Linked DNA regions of Homo sapiens: regions 2 and 3 are each linked to region 1. Evidence: chromatin contacts called from ENCODE Hi-C or POLR2A ChIA-PET data. All regions are on one chromosome and are shown on one strand. Each heading gives the region's core, a stretch centred on a gene start or an enhancer-like site at or near the end of the contact. The rest is flanking DNA. Distances are from core to core; before and after follow the strand shown. Region 1 holds the start of LMAN2L (lectin, mannose binding 2 like). Region 2 has its middle 18 kb from the start of ARID5A. Region 3 overlaps FAM178B (family with sequence similarity 178 member B).

Evidence for each region. Hi-C counts contacts between places; a loop is a spot of excess contacts on that map. ChIA-PET counts read pairs that join two places held with the same protein, here RNA polymerase II (POLR2A). Pooled maps may share reads with other maps.
Region 2: a loop to region 1 is called in a pooled map, with 10 times the contacts of the local background. The contact joins the enhancer-like site here to the promoter of LMAN2L in region 1. A Hi-C loop is called at or near these places in 8 of 50 pooled maps. POLR2A ChIA-PET finds 5 or more read pairs at or near these places in 3 of 52 experiments (Caco-2, OCI-LY7 and WTC11).
Region 3: a loop to region 1 is called in a map of posterior vena cava, with 3 times the contacts of the local background. The contact joins the enhancer-like site here to the promoter of LMAN2L in region 1. A Hi-C loop is called at or near these places in 15 of 168 maps with a recorded cell type or tissue (CD4-positive, alpha-beta memory T cell, CD8-positive, alpha-beta T cell, IMR-90 and 10 more), 1 of 37 single-sample maps with no recorded cell type and 31 of 50 pooled maps.

What each region holds. Positions count from the first base shown.
Region 1 is chr2:96,738,690-96,741,389 of GRCh38, forward strand. It overlaps LMAN2L (lectin, mannose binding 2 like), which reads right to left and starts at 1,375. Exons shown (of 8, transcript NM_030805.4): 1 at 1,165-1,375. The coding sequence starts at 1,351. RefSeq lists enhancers at 1-690, 691-1,628.
Region 2 is chr2:96,553,580-96,556,528 of GRCh38, forward strand. No RefSeq gene overlaps it. Among named protein-coding and RNA genes, the nearest start is that of ARID5A, 18 kb to the left of the region's middle. RefSeq lists an enhancer at 230-755. Within about 2 kb of position 1,337, at least 7 of the 41 ENCODE cell types and tissues checked have a DNase peak (open chromatin) inside an H3K27ac peak, as active enhancers do.
Region 3 is chr2:96,951,902-96,954,791 of GRCh38, forward strand. The region is part of intron 6 of FAM178B (family with sequence similarity 178 member B); the gene reads right to left. Among named protein-coding and RNA genes, the nearest start is that of FAM178B, 33 kb to the right of the region's middle. Within about 2 kb of position 1,275, at least 12 of the 41 ENCODE cell types and tissues checked have a DNase peak (open chromatin) inside an H3K27ac peak, as active enhancers do; they include heart right ventricle, sigmoid colon and transverse colon, where a contact is called at or near this core.

The sequences.
Region 1 (2,700 bases), core at 125-2,624:
ATAAATAAAAAGAGTTTGACCCTCAGGCCTCCGGGGCTTAGTCACATTCTTCCTTTTTTTTTTTTCTTTGAGATGGAGTCTCGCTCTGTTGCCCAGGCTGAAGTGCAGTGGCATGACCTCGGCTCACTGTAAGCTCTGCCTCCCGGGTTCACGCCATTCTCCTGCCTCAGCCTCCTGAGTAGCTGGGACTACAGGCGCCCGCCACCACACCTGGCTAATTTTTTTGTATTTTCAGCAGAGATGGGGTTTCACCGTGTTAGCTAGGATGGTCTCAATCTCCTGACCTCGTGATCCGCCCACCTCGGCCTCCCAAAGTGCGGAGATTACAGGCGTGAGCCACCGCCCCAGCCGTCACATTCTTTCTTTAAACAATCCTTAAAGTGTGAAGCTACTCCCTGTACCCTCACCTATAAACTTCTTTAAGAATGAAAACTTTGTGTCTGCAAACCCATAAGCATTAGCAAAGAGACAGCACAGAGGCACTCCAGGCATGTAAGTGAATAAATGATTACCCTTAGTAGTAGAGTATACTCTTGCACTTTGAATTGTTTTCTGTCCCACTACCTACGCCTTAGTGGGGAAAGACTTGTGTTAGTTAAGCCATCTGCACTGGTTTGTCATCGTTTTGTGGCTAACTGCATTAATTTTCTGGCTGATAAGCTGTGCTTAGAGTTCTGTGAACCCTAACCTCTTTCACCAACAGGGCCCCTAGGCTGGAGAAGAGAAGGTGGTTCTACCCAGCAACATAAATTTATCATCTTCTCATTTCGTTCAAGTTCTACCCCAGTTCTTCCTCCTGCTTTATTTCTAGCACATCCACAGGTCCATCTGGAGACTGGCTCATTGCTAGTAGCCCTCAATCACTCCTCACCATTCTCAATTCTCTCCCCTTCCCAAACTCCTCCTGTCTAACTCCAGGCCTAGTACTAGTGGCACCCGACAGCCCTGCCTTTACCTACTGGAAACTTCCAGAGCTTGGCAGGCACACCTAACTCCTGCCTTTCAGACCTGTGGCTCCCAAACGCGGAGGGAGTCTCCGTGGGCCCCACCACCGCCAGCAGTTTCCTCCGGGCCACGAAGCCCTTCGCCGCCCCCGCCTCTACCCCTGAAATCAAGTCCCGAAGCCCGCCCCACTGCACGACCACCTCACCCTGGGCGCCTCACCCTGGTAGGGCTTCGACAGCGAGTGCTCCCGTTTCAAGTACTCGAACGTTTGACCCGCCCCGACTTGCTGTGGCCCCTGCCCAGACCCCAACAAAAGAAGAAGGAGTAACATCCTGGACCCATCCCGAGCCGACAAACATCGCCGCCACTGCTGCCACGACCCAAGGGGTCCCAGAGTCGCCGCCATCTTTCCCACCAACGACCCTTCATCAAAAGCCCGCCCCGTCGCCCAACCCATTGGCCCGAAGAGCCATCTGCCCTGCGTCCTATTGGCTTTCGTCAAGCCCCCGCCCCTGCAGGTGACTATATCACCGATTGGCTGGCTTCTGTATCAGTTGCCTTGCCAACCCAGAAAAGGGGCGTAGCCGAATGCCCAGCCCCCCCCCTTATTTGCATTTGCCCTGAGTTCCACTAGGCTTGCTGGGATACGTAGTTTATTTGTATTTTGTTTTCTGCGTACGAGAGTAAATTTAAAGAGATAAAACGTTTCTTCTGGTCCCAAACATTCTATCCTCTCTGCAATAGTACGCTCCTGACTGCAGCTCTCTGAATCAATTTGGAAGATATAGCAGTGAAAGGAGAAATAGACAAATCCGTAAAATAGCTGGAAAACTATCAATTTATAAAAGACTTGAACAGCACTACCAACTAACTTGACCTGATGATATTTATAGAAACTCCACCTAACAACTGCGGAAGACACATTCTCTTCAAATGCAAATGACTCCTTTGCCGTGATAGTCTGGGCCATCAAGCAACCTACAGATATAAAAGAACTGAAAGCACACAAATTAATTAATTCTAAAAGCCATCACCTCCTTTCCTCCCTTCCTCTTTTTTTTCTTTTTGGTTTGAGACGAGGTCTTGGCCAGGCGCGGTGGCTCACGCCTGTAATCCCAGCACTTTGGGAGGCCGAGGCAGGCGGATCACCTGAGGTTGGGAGTTCGAGACCAGCCTGACCAAGGTGGAGAAACCCCGTCTCTATTAAAAATAAAAAAAAAAATTAGCCAGGCGTGGTGGCACGTGCCTGTAATCCCAGCTACTGGGAGGCTGAGGCAGGAGAATCGCTTGAACCTGGGAGGCAGAGGTTGCAGTGAGCCGAGACCAAGCCATTGCACTCCAGCCTGGGCCACATAGAGCAAAACTCCATCTCAAAAAAAAAAAAAAAAAGAGAGACAAGGTCTTGCTCTGTTGCCCAGGCTGGAGTGCAGTGGCACAATCTCAGCTCCAGCCTCTCCCTCCCTGGCTGAAGTGATCCTGCCACCTTAGCCTCCTGAGTTACTGGGACTACAGGCACATCCCTTCGTCTTTATCCGGCACCACAACATGTGTCCAGACTGGTCTCCACGTAGCCACTAAAGTGATCCAAACTATCTAACCATGGTAAGTGTCAGGGTTAAATGAGTCAATATTGGTAAACCTCTTAGAACAGTGCCTTGCGTGTAGTAAGCACTATTTCTTTCTTTTTTCTTTTCTTTTTTTTTTTGTTTTTGTTTTTGTTTTTGTTTTTGAGACAGGGTCTCTCTCTGTCACCCA
Region 2 (2,949 bases), core at 87-2,586, 190 kb before region 1:
AGAGAGGCCAAGGCCGGGGATGGGCAGGGTCTTGCTTGCCCAAGGCTACCATCCACGATGACAGAACCCAGACCAGGGAACGTGCAGCATGCCTGGCACCAGGGAGTGGGTGGCCAGGCCAAAAGGGCACCCTATCCAGCCCCTGCCCCTGGCCACCTCCTTCAGGAGCAGCCTGTGGAGGAGAGCTCAGGCACCTTCCAAGCGAGGCCTGTGACGGGTGGAGGGGCAAAGAGTGGTGCTCCCTGCTGTTGAGAGCACTCAGGCTCTGCAGGGGCATCTCCCAACCTTCCACCTCTTTCCTTCTGAGAGATGCCAAGATGTCAGCCTGAGCACCTGGAGTGACCAGCCCTGAGCTCCGCACTGCCACATGCGCCCGTGTGCAGTCCATCTCTCCGAGCTGTGGAGGCTCAGTGGATGATAAAGAACGGGGAGGGGCTGGGTGCAGTGGCTAACACCTGTAATCCCAGCATTTTGGGAGGCCAAGGGGGGTGGATCACCTGAGGTCAGGAGTTTGTGACCAGCCTGGCCAAGATGGTGAAACTCCATCTGTACAAAAACTACAAAAATTAGCCAGGCATGGTGGCGGGCACCTGTAATCCCAGGTACTTGGGAGTCTGAGGCAGGAGAATCACTTGAACTCGGGAGGCAGAGGTTGCAGCGAGCCGAGACTGCGCCACTGCACTCCAGCCTGGGCAACGAGCAAAACTCGGTCTCAAAAAAAAAAGAAGGGAGGAGCTGAGTTCTGCCCACCCTCCAGGCCCTGGGTGCTGGGCCACAGATCACTGGGGTCGGATCCCCTGCCTGGATAAAAGGGGAGGTGACCCTGTTGTGTGCAGGGTCCTGCCCAGCATGGGGCAGGGTGCCCTTCATCTACGAAGCAACATTGGCCTGGCCCTGGCACAAAGATGGGCAGGCGGCCCGTCAGCAGGACTTGAGGGCAGGCAGCTCAGCGCTGCGATCACGGCGCCCTCTGGAGGCCGATCTGAAGAATGCACTTCCCGTGGGACGTCTGTCCTGGGCAGGTGGGCGCCCTGGGCAGGACGCAGGGGACCCTGCTTTGGCACAGATGCTAGAGCCGGATGTAGTCATGCTTCCAGGGCACCCTCTGGGCCCAGTGCCCCACAGCCCGGTACTAGCTGTACCCGATTCTCGGAGGGTAGCGTCCTGGCTCACAACCCGCCTGAATGGTGGGGTCCCGTCAGTGCCTCTGATTCCTCAGTGAGCAGAGACTGAGGACAAGTACCAGGGCTGGAGACCTGAGGTTGAGGGGAGGAGGGGACGAGAATGAGTGATCTCAGACGGGAGCACCGCCATGCCCTGGGGCCTCTGGGAAGCACTAGGTTCCACCTGAGGTTGGTGGCACGGGTTTTGGGTTTCGGCGGGACCAGGCCACAAGCTGTGTGACGATTCGGAGTAGGGGAGAGTCAGGTTCCACCGAGGAGGCACTGGGCCGGGACAGTCTGGCACAGCAGAGCGGGACAGGGAGCTGAGGCGAGTGCAGGGAGCCAGGCCAGTGGAAGGCCTGGAGTCCAGGCTGGGTGCGGGGAGCCAAGGACGGTTGGCGGGACTGATGCAGCGCAGTGGGGCTCCGAGAACCGCAGGACTCAAGGAGGTGGCCTGGGGATAAGAGGCATGGCTGACGTTCCCTGTACCTGGGTGCACTCGTGGGAGTGAGTGGAGGAGAGCAGGCCAAGGAACGAAGGGGCTGGGGCGTGGGAATCCTTGGAGTCACCGCCTTTGTGCCAAGGTCAGGCAAGAAGTGGGGAGGAGGGGCTCGGGGTCCACAGCAAGGCCACGATGCAGGGGCAGCAACATGGGCTGGCAGCAACCCCCACCTCGGGACAGCGTGGAGAAGCGACCTGCACTGGAGGGAGCTGAGGGAGTGGTCTCAGGGTGGGCACAGCCATGGGCTGGCAGGGGAGGAAGCAGAGGGGCAACTGGGAGCCCAGGCAGGGAAGTGAGAGACCTCCACCACTCAGCAAAGGTTTACCCTCAAAACCAGAGGGTGGGCCAGGTGCGATGGCTCATGCCTGTAATCCTAGAACTTTGGGAGGCCAAAACAGGCAGATCACCTGAGGTCAGGAATTCGACACCAGCCTGGCTAACATGGCAAAACCCCATCTCAACTAAAAATACAAAAATCAGCCGGGCGTGATGGCATGCACCTGTAGTTCCTGCTACCAGGGAGGCTGAGGCAGGAGAATCACTTGAACCCAGGAGGCGGAGGTTGCAGTGAGCTGAGATTGTGCCATTGCACTCCAGCCTGGGCTACAAGAGTGAAACTCTGTCTCAAAAAAACAAACAACAGAGGCTGCTGACAGTGGCCTGAGATGTGTTTAATTTTTTTTTTTAAGAGATGGGGTCTTGCAGTGTCACCCAGGCTGGAGTGGTGCTGTGGCTATTCACAGGCAAGACCATCATGCATTGCAGCACCCAAACTCCTGGACTCAAGCAGTCCTCCCACCTCAGCCTCCCAAGCAGCTGGGACTACAGGTGCATGTCACGGCAGCCAGCTAAATGTTTTTAAATAGTTGCCAGAATTTAAAAATCAGATTTCACATAAAAATGTGGGTATCAGGCTTCTCTTTAAAAACCAGAATTTTTGGCCAGGCGCTATGTCTCACGCCTGTAATCCCAGCACTTTGGGAGGCCGAGGCAGGCAGATCACCTGAGGTCAGGAGTTCAAGACCAGCCTGGCCAACATGGTGAAACCCCGTCTCTACTAAAAATACAAAAATTAGCCGGGCGTGGTGGCAGGCGCCTGTAATCCCAGCTACTCCGGAGGCTGAGGCAGGAGAATCACTTGAACCTGGGAGGCAGAGGTTGCAGTGAGCCAAGATCGTGCCATGCACTCCAGCCTGGGCGACAGAGTGAGACTGTCAAAAAAAAAAAAGGAAGAAAGAAAAGAAAGAAATCAGCACGTGCTACACATCAGGGCTCCCCCCGCCC
Region 3 (2,890 bases), core at 25-2,524, 210 kb after region 1:
TCCCAGCTACTCGGGAAGCTGAGGCAGGAGAATTGCTTGAACCCGGGAGGTGGAAGTTGCAGTGAGCCAAGATCATGCCACTGCACTCCAGCCTGGGCAACAGGGCAACACTCCGTCTCAAACAAACAAAAAAACATGGTGGGGCAGTGCAGTCTGCCCTTTCCATTTGACCACAGGGGAAAGTGGAATATTTGCCAAGGGTGTGGAAAGGTGAGGAGTGAGGCCAGGAGTGGGTGTCTTAGCCTCGGGTTCCTCCAGCTGCAAGGGGCGGGCACGATTACCCCCACGAGGCCAGCGTCTCGCGATCTGGTTACACAGGGCGTTTCTGCTCTGCCTTATGTTTTTCAGATACAAAGGGGACACCTGAGAAGACCGGAAAATAACAGAAAGGGGCCCGGGATGAAGACATTCTGGGAAGGAAATACCAAACAAGAGTTCCATAGAGGATTCTTCAGAAACCATGTGAGCTGCAAGTGTCCCAGATTCCAGGGATGGGGGCGTGCTCAGACCAGCCACGCGGCTGTGGCTGTGACCGTGTGCCCATTCACACCACCCCCTCGGGCCTCTTCCTCCTAACAGGAGCTCTCAAAATCGGCGCTGGTGTGGAGATGAGCCCTGCCTTGGGGACCACTGACCCGGTAGATCACCTTGACCTACAAGATTCCAGATCTTTGCAAAATGAGTTGTTGAAATGTTTCATATGGTTGTAGGGCCTCTGGTAGAAGGTGCTTCAGAAGTCATTTTATAGGGGGTTGGCTGGACTTTGTCACCGTTCCTGAGCTCCTGGTCATCCCCAGAGAGCCTGGGTTTGGGGTAGGATTCTCCTACGTCCTGCGCATTTTGTGACCACCATCTTTGCTTGCTCTCTCTAGACCACGTCCCAAAGATCATTAACATGGATTCCAGGAAATGAAAACGTAAGTCACATTTGTTCTTCTTTTTAATGGCCCAAATGCATGCAAAGAACATTTCAGAAAGTACTTAACGTTGCCACCCTAGATAAAAAGTTTTTCAGTCAGCCCAACCTCCTCCTTCTGCTTCTCCTCCTTCTCCTTTAAAAAGGACATCATTTTTTAATCTGCCAGGAACAGAATGCTACAAAACAAAGATTATCCTCTGAGCCAAGCTGCTGTCTCTCTGAGAATGTCCAGGCAGTTTACAAATTGCATGTTTTTTCTCTAAGTCATTTAAGTTCAGAGGAGAAAGCAGCTTTGTTCCTGTGGTTGTGAAGTTTACCACCCTGAAATAGACCTTCGTTTGTACATACAAATACACGTGCACCCCAGGACTGCTGGCATGCTCCATTCTATCCACGTGCCCGGTCACATGGAGACTTTCAGGGACTGACCCCAGCAAGACGCATGGTTCAAGAACATGCACAGCAGCCCGAACGCAGACAATACCCATGTAAACAATGTCTGGAGGACCTTGCAAGTTGGCAGAACCCCGACAAGGGCCATGTGGTGAGGAGGCTGGCGCTTCAGGGACTCTGAGGAGACGCTGGCTCTGGCATTCTGCTGGAGGGGGCACCCCGCCAGTTTCTTAGTGGGAGAATTGATTGTACAAGGCCCTGTTGGCTCAGATCAACACATTTCTAACTGCTGCTCCAAGGGAGAGACCCCACAGTTGCAACATCTCCCTTCTGCTATGTGGGCTTTGCAGTTTCTGCCAGAGAAATGATTGATTGGCCTCTGAGTTCATTGCTGCTGAGAAAATTTTGTCTATGGGACCAGGAGCAACAGAAAGCCAGAAAGGACATAGTCCTGCTCTGCCCTGAGGTGACTGGCTTTCAAGGAATTCTGTGTTTAGGGTTAGAGGCAAGGACTCCCCTCTGCAGGCCGAGTGCATGCTCGGTGGGACGGGAGTGCTGCTTCTCCTTGGCTCAGCCACAAGCCCTTCCACGCCCTTCAGGTTATCACAGGGTGACCTCAAGCTTGGCTGCTGGGCAGGGAATGGGCCTTGTGCACAGACAATGCCTTAACTCTGGGGAAAGGAGGAGGATCCCAACAGCAGCACCTGGGCTGGGAAGCCTGGAGGAAAAGGGAAAAAGGAAAGGGGGTGGGAGGTGTGTGCAGTGAAAGCTCAAACGCCTTGGGTGACAGAATTGGCTGTTGTCAGAGTCACGTCCCCACATCAAGAACACGGATGCTGGGTCCAAGGGGGTGCCTCTGTCCACGGCCAAGCCAATGCTGAGGTCCGAAGTTATCCTGAGAATGTTGGAGGGCCCTGGAGGGAGAGACAGAGGGACAGAGCCTCCATCGGCAGCAGATACCATGCAGGCCTGGCTGAGTGGGAAGCCCCCAGCTGTCAGACCTGAGGATCCCATGAAGGGAGGTTCCCATCGGAGTCCTCAGCTGTGACTAGAGATGAGGAGGGAGCTGCTAATCCCCAGCCATGACAGCAATGACAGTGGGCAGGTGTCTGCCTCCACCCTCGCCGCCCACTGGAGCAGAAGGAAGCGAGGGAAGGACATCAGCTACAACGGGGAAACCCGCAAAACCAGTGACAGGAAATGGGGGCAGCTGGGCTCAGCACACGGGCCTTCCTAAGCAGAGCTCTGACCAGCTTCATCTTGGAATTTCTGTTCCTTATCACACCCAAGGGAAGATTCTTCCCGCCTCAACCTCCTCATTTATTTTATGGGCAGCAGTCCCAGAGGGCAAGGTCTCTAAATGCCTTTAGAATCCCAAGTGATGGCCGAAGGATAAACACCAAGTGTAGTTATTTATACGTATCAGCTCCTGGGCCTTTGCCAAGTTACTCAAATCAGTCTGAATAAAATGCCTAAATACAATAGAAACCAATAGCAACCAAAGCGTTCACCTATGGCCTTTTGCTTTCTCTTTCTTTGTTTAAACATAAGAGAGGCCAGATGCAGTGGCTCATGTCT